Linked DNA regions of Homo sapiens: region 2 is linked to region 1. The links are chromatin loops, found by intact Hi-C in ENCODE. Cell type or tissue: gastrocnemius medialis. All regions are shown on one strand. Each heading gives the region's core, and the rest is flanking DNA. Links, peaks and the distances in the headings are about the cores only. Region 1 has its middle 4.9 kb from the start of SLC4A11. Region 2 overlaps DNAAF9 (dynein axonemal assembly factor 9).

Evidence for each region. Hi-C counts contacts between places; a loop is a spot of excess contacts. Peaks named below come from ENCODE experiments on the same cell type or tissue, not always from the same donor. Only the 100,000 strongest peaks of a DNase experiment are listed, where the experiment ranks them.
Region 2: a loop joins it to region 1, with 6 times the contacts of the local background. A loop is called at or near these places in 1 of 110 quality-filtered maps.

The regions. Positions count from the first base shown.
Region 1 is chr20:3,241,885-3,246,270 of GRCh38, reverse strand. No RefSeq gene overlaps it. Among named protein-coding and RNA genes, the nearest start is that of SLC4A11, 4.9 kb to the right of the region's middle. In gastrocnemius medialis, for the core only: no CTCF peak of the experiment used is centred there; a DNase peak (open chromatin) is centred at 2,432; H3K27ac peaks cover 2,220 bases.
Region 2 is chr20:3,294,504-3,298,889 of GRCh38, reverse strand. DNAAF9 (dynein axonemal assembly factor 9) reads left to right here. Exons shown (of 37, transcript NM_001009984.3): 22 at 715-861; 23 at 1,941-2,029; 24 at 4,261-4,362. It also overlaps the pseudogene LOC101618237. Among named protein-coding and RNA genes, the nearest start is that of SLC4A11, 58 kb to the right of the region's middle. RefSeq lists an enhancer at 2,605-3,105. In gastrocnemius medialis, for the core only: no CTCF peak of the experiment used is centred there; no DNase peak of the experiment used is centred there; H3K27ac peaks cover 4,000 bases.

The sequences.
Region 1 (4,386 bases), core at 145-4,144:
CTCACACCTGTAATCCCAGCACTTTGGGAGGCCAAGGTGGGTGGATCACGAGGTCAGGGGTTCAAGACCAGCCTGACCAACATGGTGAAACCCTGTCTCTACTAAAAATACAAAAATTAGCTGGGCGTGGTGGCGGGCACCTGTAATCCCAGCTCCTCAGGAGGCTGAGGCAGGAGAATTGCTTGAACCTGGGAGGTGGAGGTTGCAGTGAGCCTAGATGGTGCCACTGCCCTCCAGCCTGGGTGGCAGAGCGAGACTCCTTCTCAAAAAAAAAAAAAAAAAAGAAGAAAGAAAGGTCATATAGACTGTGATGTGGGGAATGGGCTGCTGCTCCACGTGGGTGGAGGTGAGAAGTGGACCAACTGGAGAGCCATTTTGAAGGAACAATTGACAAGACCATGACTAACTAGGCAACAGCTAAGGAGATGACCTCGAGGTAAAAGTGGAAAAAGCCCAAGTGGAAAAAACCCAACGTTTTGAAACAAATCCAAATACTTTTTTTGTTTCATCTCTAAAAATTTGATGAAAAATAAATTTGTTTATCCACAAATTATTCCTGTTTTTCCCAGGCCTCTGCATTCCTAAATTGACCAGCTAAAAGAGTTTGGTTTTTTAAAAAATTACATCAGATTCAATAAATTTTATGTCCTACTCATAAATGACTGTAAATCTGTAAAATATATTTATATATATATTAACCAAATAAAGTGTGAATAATTTTCATTTTATCCCACAAATTACTACTGCTTTTCCTGCAGCAATAAAGTGTGATTTTTGTTTTCCTCTCATGACTGGACATGTTTAAGAAACTTTTCATCTCTACTCTGAAATTTCATGCCTGGATGAATGTACAAATAGAGAAATAAGGACAACAGGAACTGGAAAGATGGTTTGATAAGATTATTTCAGTTTGAGACAAAATTCATGGAATTTTCTAGCTACGAAAACTCCATTCCAGCTTATTTGTTTTATAGATAACAACGATCAGAGATCTAAAGAGGCTGGAGGTCTTGCTCCAGGGTGTTGCCCTGGGCCTCCCCACCACCTCTCTCTTCCCTGTGCCTCCAAATTCCTGGGAGGAGTTGGGGCTGGAGAGGAGGGTGACCTGGATGGGGTCTCAGGCCACATCAGCCCCCAATGGTGACATCCAGGCCCCTGAGCAGGATGGGGACCAGCGAGGAGAGCCATGGGTGAGGAAGACATGAGGGACACAGATTGGCCAAGGATGGCCAGGAGGTGACAGTCTACCCAGAGAACCTTAGGGTCACCAGGTAGAATTCTTCCTTGGGTAGCAGGTGATGGGATTTTGATGGAGTAGGGCCTGGGGGTAGGTGAGGGTGGGGAAGGAAGCCAGTGTTTGGTTGTGAGAGGCTGGGCTGTGGAGGGCAGAGAGGCCTGACAGGAGGGCAGTGGGGCAGCCCCAGAATCTTCCTGCCCAGTGGTCTGCTGCATGCCTGCCACAAGACCTTGACAGTCTGTATGCCTGGAATTCATGAGCTCTTAGAATCAGTGAGCCAAGAGCCCTAGCCCACTCCTGCCCATGCTAGCTTTGGACTGTGAGTATGGACTGAGGGGCGGGGCAGACAGATGCCATCCTGAGGGTAGCAGGTCCTTGTTGACCCTCTGCAGGGCAGGGGCTCCTTGCCCTCCTGGATGCCCTTATGTTATAGTAGCCTGGATCTTTCTCTCAGTAGGGGTAGATGGCAACTGAGAGAGGGCTTATTGCTGTGTTTGTTGAGCACCAAAGGGTTGTCCTTCCACCTACCCAAGGGGCCGGGAGATGCCCCCCAGGAAAGAGAGGAGGCCAGTGGAGGCTATGTTCCCCCTCCCAGCACCCTGCAGCATTACCAGGACAACCAGTCTCATGCTGGGCTCCCACGGATAGAAAGCAAAAGCTGACGGGACAGGAAGAGTTATGGCGTGGGGGAAGACAGTCTAAACAAAGATTGAGATCTCTTGAAGCCAGGTGTTCAGGACCAGCCTGGGCAACACAGCAAGGCCGTCTTTTCCAAAAATTTTGAAAATAAAAAAATTAGCCAGGCGTGATGACACCTGCTTGTAGTCTCACCTACTTGGGAGGCTGAAGTGGGAGGATGAGTTGAGCCCAGGAGGTCAAGGCTGCAGTGAGCTATGATTGCGCCACTGTAATCCAGCCTGGGTGACAGAGAAAGACCCTGTCTAAAAAAATTAAAAATATTTGGAGGGGAACAGGAGACTGGCATGATTGTTGGGGTCCAGTTAGACCACCAGGGAGTATCAGGCAGTTGATTCAGTGGGCAGCTGAGCCCAGTCACTTGGCCTGGTTCAGAGCTGGACATAGGGCTCCCATAAATAACTAACCATTACAGATGACAAGTCCTCAATCATAGAGAGAGAGCGTGGGAACAGCACCTCTCCTCCCCAGGAACAGCGAGGAGGCGGAGCAGCTGCAGCTGGAGAAGGGCTACCAGAGGCTGAGAACACCGGTCAAGGCAGCGGGAGCCCCAAGAGGCTGGTAAAATCCCAGTGACTTCAGAGAGAGCGGCTGGCTGCGAGGTATGGGAAGCCATGCCTGCCAAGGGTCCAAGGAAGGCTATGGCAGCCAGGATGCTGCAGACCCGAGGTAGAAATAAAAGGACTCAGCTGAGTGCCGTGGCTCACACCTGTAATCGCAATTTGGGAGGCCGAAGTGCGCAGATTGCGGGAACCTGGGAGGTTGAGGCTGCAGTGAGCAGTGGTCTCACCACTGCACTCCAGCCTGGGCGACACAGCAAGCCCCTGTCTTAATGAATAAATAAATATAAAAAAATAAAAATAAGGCTGGGCACGGTGGCTCACACCTGTAATCCCAGCACTTTGGGAGGCTGAGGTGGGAAGATCGCTTGAGCCCAGGAGCTTGAGACCAGCCTGGGCAACATGGTGAGATCCCCATCTCTACAAAAATTAAAAAAAAAAAAATGCCAGGCACAGTGGCTCATGCCTGTAATCCCAGCACTTTGGGAGGCCGAGGCAGTGGATCACCTCAGGCCAGGAGTTCAAGACCAGCCTAGCCAACATGGCAAAACCCCCTCTACCAAAAATACAAAAATTAGCCAGGCATGGCAGGCGGATCATGAGGTCAGGAAATTGAGACCATCCTGGCTAACAGGGTGAAATCCCATCTCTACTAAAAGTACAAAAAATTAGCCGGGCATGGTGGCTGGTGCCTGTAGTCCCAGCTACTCGGGAGGCTGAGGCAGGAGAATGGCGTGAACCCAGGAGGTGGAGCTTGCAGTGAGCCGAGATGGCGCCGCTGCACTCCAGCCTGGGCAACAGTGCAAAACTGTTTCAAAAAAAAAAAAAAAAAAAAAATTAGCCAGGCATGGTGGTGCATGACTGTAATCCCAGCTCCTGGGGAGGCTGAGGCGGGAGAATCACTTGAACCTGGGAGACGGAGGTTGCAGTAAGCCAAGATTGCATCGCTGCACTCCAGCCTGTGAGACAGAGTGAGACCCCATTTCTCTCAAAAAAAAAAAAAAAAAAAATTAGCCAGGCACAGTGGTGCACACCTGTAGTCCCAGCTGATGTGGGAGGATCGCCTGAGGCCAGGAGATCGAGGCTACAGTGAGCCGTGTTTGTGCCACTGCACTCCAGCCTGGGTGGCAGAGTGAGACTCTGCCTCAACAAAATAAAAATCAAAGAAATAAAATGACTCAGTGAAATGTGGCCATCCAGGGTGAGAGGAAGGAGGCAGAGGGGAGTCGGGAGTATCTGGCTGGGATGCCCATTAGGCTAGACCAGAAAGCCTGAGTGGAATGGAGGATGGAGGATGGAGAAGAGAGCTTCGGGAGGGCGTCATAGGCCTGAAATGCCTCCATGGAGATATCTGCCTTTAACATTCCTTTGGGTTTTTTGTTTGTTTTGAGATGGGTGGGTCTCCCTATGTTGCCCAAGCTGGTCTCAACACTCCTGGGCTCAAGGGATCCTCCCATCTCATCCTCCCTAGTAGCTGGGATTATAGGTATGTGCCACCGCACCTGGTTTACTTTTTGTTTTTTGTTTTGTTTTGTTTGTTTGTTTTTGAGATGGAGTCTCAGCAGTTTCAGTGGTGTGGTGGGGACAAAAGACAGGTATGAGTCGGTTGAAGAGACATAGCGGGAGGGGCATGGAGCTCTGGAGAAACTTCCTCTTAAATGTAGCTGAGGGATAAGGCAGCACCCGGAGGGCAAGGGGCTTTAAGGGAAATTTTTTTTTTTTTTTTTTTGAGATGGAGTCTCGCTCCGTCGCCTGGGCTGGAGTGCAGTGGCACGATCTCGGATCACTGCAACTTCCACCTGCCGGGTTCAAGCAACTCTCCTGCCTCAGCTTCCCGAGTAGCTGGGACTACAGGCATGCGCCTCTATGCCCAGCTAATTTTTTTGTATTTTT
Region 2 (4,386 bases), core at 177-4,176, 53 kb before region 1:
TCTTTGAAGAAAATACAGGAGAAAATCTTTATGATACTGGATTTGGCAATGATTTCTTGAATGTGATACCAAAAGCACGGACAGCAAATGAAAAAATATGTAAATTGGACTCCATCAACATTTAAAACTTCTGTGTGTTAAAGGACATTATCCAGAGAGTGAAAAGACAGTCCTCAGAATGGAATATTCACAAATCATATATCTGATAAGGAATTAATATCCTAGAGTGAATTTTGAGATGACATTTTCAGTATAGGGGAAAAAAATCCAGATTAGGGGTGGTGGCTCACCCCTGTAATCCCAACACTTGGGGAGGCCAAGGTGGGAGGATCACTTGAGACCAGGAGTTTGAGACCAGCCTGGGCAACAGAGAGAGCCCCTGTCTCTACAGAAAGTTTAAAAAAATTAGCCAGGCATAGTGGCATGTGTCTGTAGTCTCAGCTACTTGAAGGGCTGAGGTAGAAGGATCACTTGATGGCTGCAGTGAGCCATCACACTCTAGCCTGGGTGACAGAGCAAGACCCTGTCTCAAAAAAAAAATCCTTTTATTTCCTATATCTCCTATAAGTAAAGCACATCTATACTGAACCACAGTGAACTACGTAATGTGACAATAATTGTACTGAAATTGATCCTGTGTGTTCTGGCAGTAGTTGTGAGTGCTGTAATTGTGCAGATGCTCTTCTTGCTGATGCTCCCTCCTTTTCGCTTTAGGATTCCACCAGTACTGTTGCTGCTCTTCTCATAGACTTCAAAAGCTCATTGCTTCCTCACCTCCCAGTTCATTTCCATGGATCAAGCAATTTTCTGATGATTGCCCTTTTCCCCAAATCGAAGATATACCAAGCATTTTACTCAGAGGTAATATCAGTCATTATTCAGCAAAACTACTACTACTTTTTTTTCCCCCTAGCAATTTAAATGGTAAGGCATCATTTTGGGGCTAACAGTGAAGTGATGAGAGGGAGAGTTAGGAGGGCTGGATGGTGTGGGGTGACTGCTTCTAATCCCTTCAAGTTCTGGAGTGGTGCTGTTGGCAATGAGAGGTGAGAGCTGGAAGAAACTGAACAAGAGGGTTTTTAGCCTTTAAGAAAAATCTGCTTTGTCCTTTAAATCCTAATTAGAGTTATCTCTTATTTAGCTACTTTATTGAATTGTTGGGCCCTACCTACTGAATTAGTGTTCTCTTTGCCACCCTATAGTCTCCTTCCCCATGGGCCAGTCCCTGCCCTTGCGAATGGTACCACCTGGCAGGCTGCACTTTATAGATACTCAGCACAGATGGCATAGATGAGGGAGTTTACGAGAATGAAACGACCCACTTAGAGACCAAGCAATAGCCAAAGCCAAACTGATGGCCAGCCTCATGACTAGTGGGAATTCTTGGAAAGGTGTGATTACAGCAGCTTGTGAGGGGACAGTGTTCCTCCCTCAGGTCAGATTCGCAGACCATAGAGGATGCAAGAGTTGACCTTGGCTATAGTATAGCTTCTCAGCCCAGTCTGTGTCTTCCACCTTTGCTGGACCTTTTTACCTCCTTGTGCTTGTCCTTTCAATCTGGGAAAATAAAGACGGCTCTTTAGGTTCTCTTCAGCCATCCCTCTGCTTCTTGGCAGGAGTTGCTTGAACCACTCCTTTCTGTCTCCCTAGAGGAGAACATGCGTCTGCTGCTAGGACAGTGTTACCCGACCCCTTTCTCCTTACTTCCTGACCTCTCAAGGAGCAGAATCCCTGGGGGAGTAACCCAGAAAGACATTCTGGTTTTTAAAAATACAGAACAAAATTGCTTCAGGCCTCTATTTTTGAAGCAAACTTGTTTGTTATAGTCATTTTCTCTGCAGTGACAGTCTAGATTTTCAACAACCATCAAATCCCCATGTGGCTTCCATATCCTGTTGTTGGGTTTAAAGTGTTCTTTGCTCAAATTCTGTTTTGTTTAGGTCTTCTCCCTCTGGAAACAGCAGGATAACTCAGGGATCTCTTTAAAAGTGATCCAGGAAGATGGATTATCTGTGGAACAAAAGAGATTGTAAGTGGCTGCTTCAGTATTTGTGCTTGCTTCCCTAGGCTTTGTGGGTGTGCTCTCTCTGCAGGATGCCTCGCATTATGTAACACAGGGGTCTTGGCTTCTGAAAGGGTCAACACAGACATTTCAATGCTGCCAACTTGCAGGTAGCCGGTGCCCTTGGGGGAATAGAAGGCAAGAGAGGGCCATGTGCAGTGCCTCACACTTGTAATCCCAACACTTTGGGAGGCTGAGGCAGGAGGATGAATTGAGCACAAGAATTAGAGACTAGCCTGCCTGGGCAACATAGTGAGACCCCGTCCCTACAAAAAATAAAAAATTAGCTGGGTATGGTGGCACATGCCTGTAGTCTCAGCTAGTCAGGAGGCCGGGGTGGAAGGGTTACTTGAGCCCAGGAATTCAAGGTTGCAGTGAGCCGTGACCATGCCATTGCACTTCAGCCTGAGTGATGAAACAAGACCCTTTCTCAAAAAAAAAAACGAAAAATGTCCCCACTGCCAGGAGCCAGTGTGGCTGTGAGGGGCCACGTCTCACAGCCCTGACCCGGGCCAAGCATGGTGTTGGGCGCCGGGCCCGTCTCACCTGTCTTGGGGGGCGCCCAGTGTCTTACTCTGTCACCCCGGGTAGAGTGCAGTGGTGCGGTCCTGGCTCACTGCAGCCTTGACCTCCTAGGCTCAGGTTATCCTCCCGCTTAGCAGGTGGGACTACAGAGGTTGCAGAACTTGAAGCTAATTTACCTTGTACATGTAAAGTGCATTTTCCTGATCCAAACAAGCTTCACTGTTCTCAGCTAACAGTAACTCCAGATGAGGGTTACTACCAGGGTGGAAAATTTCAGCTTGAAACCGAAGTTCCCGATGTGTACAACATGGTGCCTCCCAAAGTGAAATGCCTGACCAAGATCTGGCACCCCAACATCACAGAGACAGGGGAAATATGTCTGAGTTTACTGAGAGAACATTCAATTGACGGCACTGGCTGGGCTCCCATGAGAACATTAAAGGATGTCGTTTGGGGATTAAACTCTTTGTTTACTGATTTTTGAATTTTGATGATCCACTGAATATTGAAGCTGCAGAACATCATTTGCAGGACAAGGAGGACTTCCAGAATAAAGTGGACAACTACATCACGCGTTATGCCAGATAATAAAAGGGGACGGTTGCAGGCCCATGGACTGTGTTACAGTTTGTCTCTAATGTGAAACAGCAGGAGGTAGCCCCACCTCCCATCCTCACGCTCCCTCTCAGTCCCCTGGATTGCCCCAGTCCTGTGACCATGTTGCCCTGAAGAAGACCATCTTCGTGACTGCTCATTGTAGATGGGGAATTCAACATAAATACAGCAAGAAAATGTGTTTGGGCTTCTTTAAAAAAAAAAAAAAAGGTCAGGCGCAGTGGTTCACGCCTGTAATCCCAGCACTTTGGGAGGCCGAGGTGGTGGATCACCTGAGGTCAGGAGTTCAAGACCAGCCTGGCCAACAAGGTGAAACCTCATCTCTTCTAAAAATACAAAAACTATCCGGGCATGGTGATATGCGCCTGTAATCCCAGCTACTGGGGAGGCTGGAGGCTGAGGCTGGAGAATCTCTGGAACCTGGGAGGCAGAGGTTGCAATGAGCCGAGATCGTGCCACTGCATTCCAGCCTGGGTGACAGAGCCAGACTCTGTCTCAAAAAAAGAAAAAAAAAGTGGGAGCTGGGTGCGGTGGCTCATGCCTGTAATCCCAGCACTTTGGGAGGCCGAGGTGGGCGGATCATGAGGTCAGGAGATCGGGACCATCCTGGCTAACACAGTGAAACCCCGTCTCTACTAAAAATACAAACACAAAATTAGTTGGGCGTGGTGGCAGGCACCTGTAGTCCCAGCTACTTGGGAGGCTGAGGCAGGAGAATGGCGTGAACCCGGGAGGCGGAGCTTGCAGTGAGCCGAGATCGCACCACTGCACTCCAGCCTGGGCAACAGAGCAAGACTCCATCTCAAAAAAAAAAGGAGAGGTGAAATCACCGAGAATCAGAAACTCATGGTATTATCAAGGGATTTCAGGCCAACCTTTCTATGTGGACTTACCCATCATCATGCACTAACACCTCATTTTGTTTAAGTCTGAGATGTGTGTTTTGGAAGAGTTGACTCTGTCATTGGACTCTGGCTTGAAAGCATCAGGCCCAGTTGTGTAAAGTGTATATGCTGAAGGAAGATGGACTTCTAATCTGTGAGCTTTTGTTATTCCAGGCACTCCAGTGCACAGAAGCTCTTCAGTGCCCTGAGCCAGCCTGCTGGGGAGAAACGGAGTTCCCTAAAGTTACTCTCAGCCAAACTCCCAGAGCTGGACTGGTAAGCTCTGGTTCTGTTTATAGA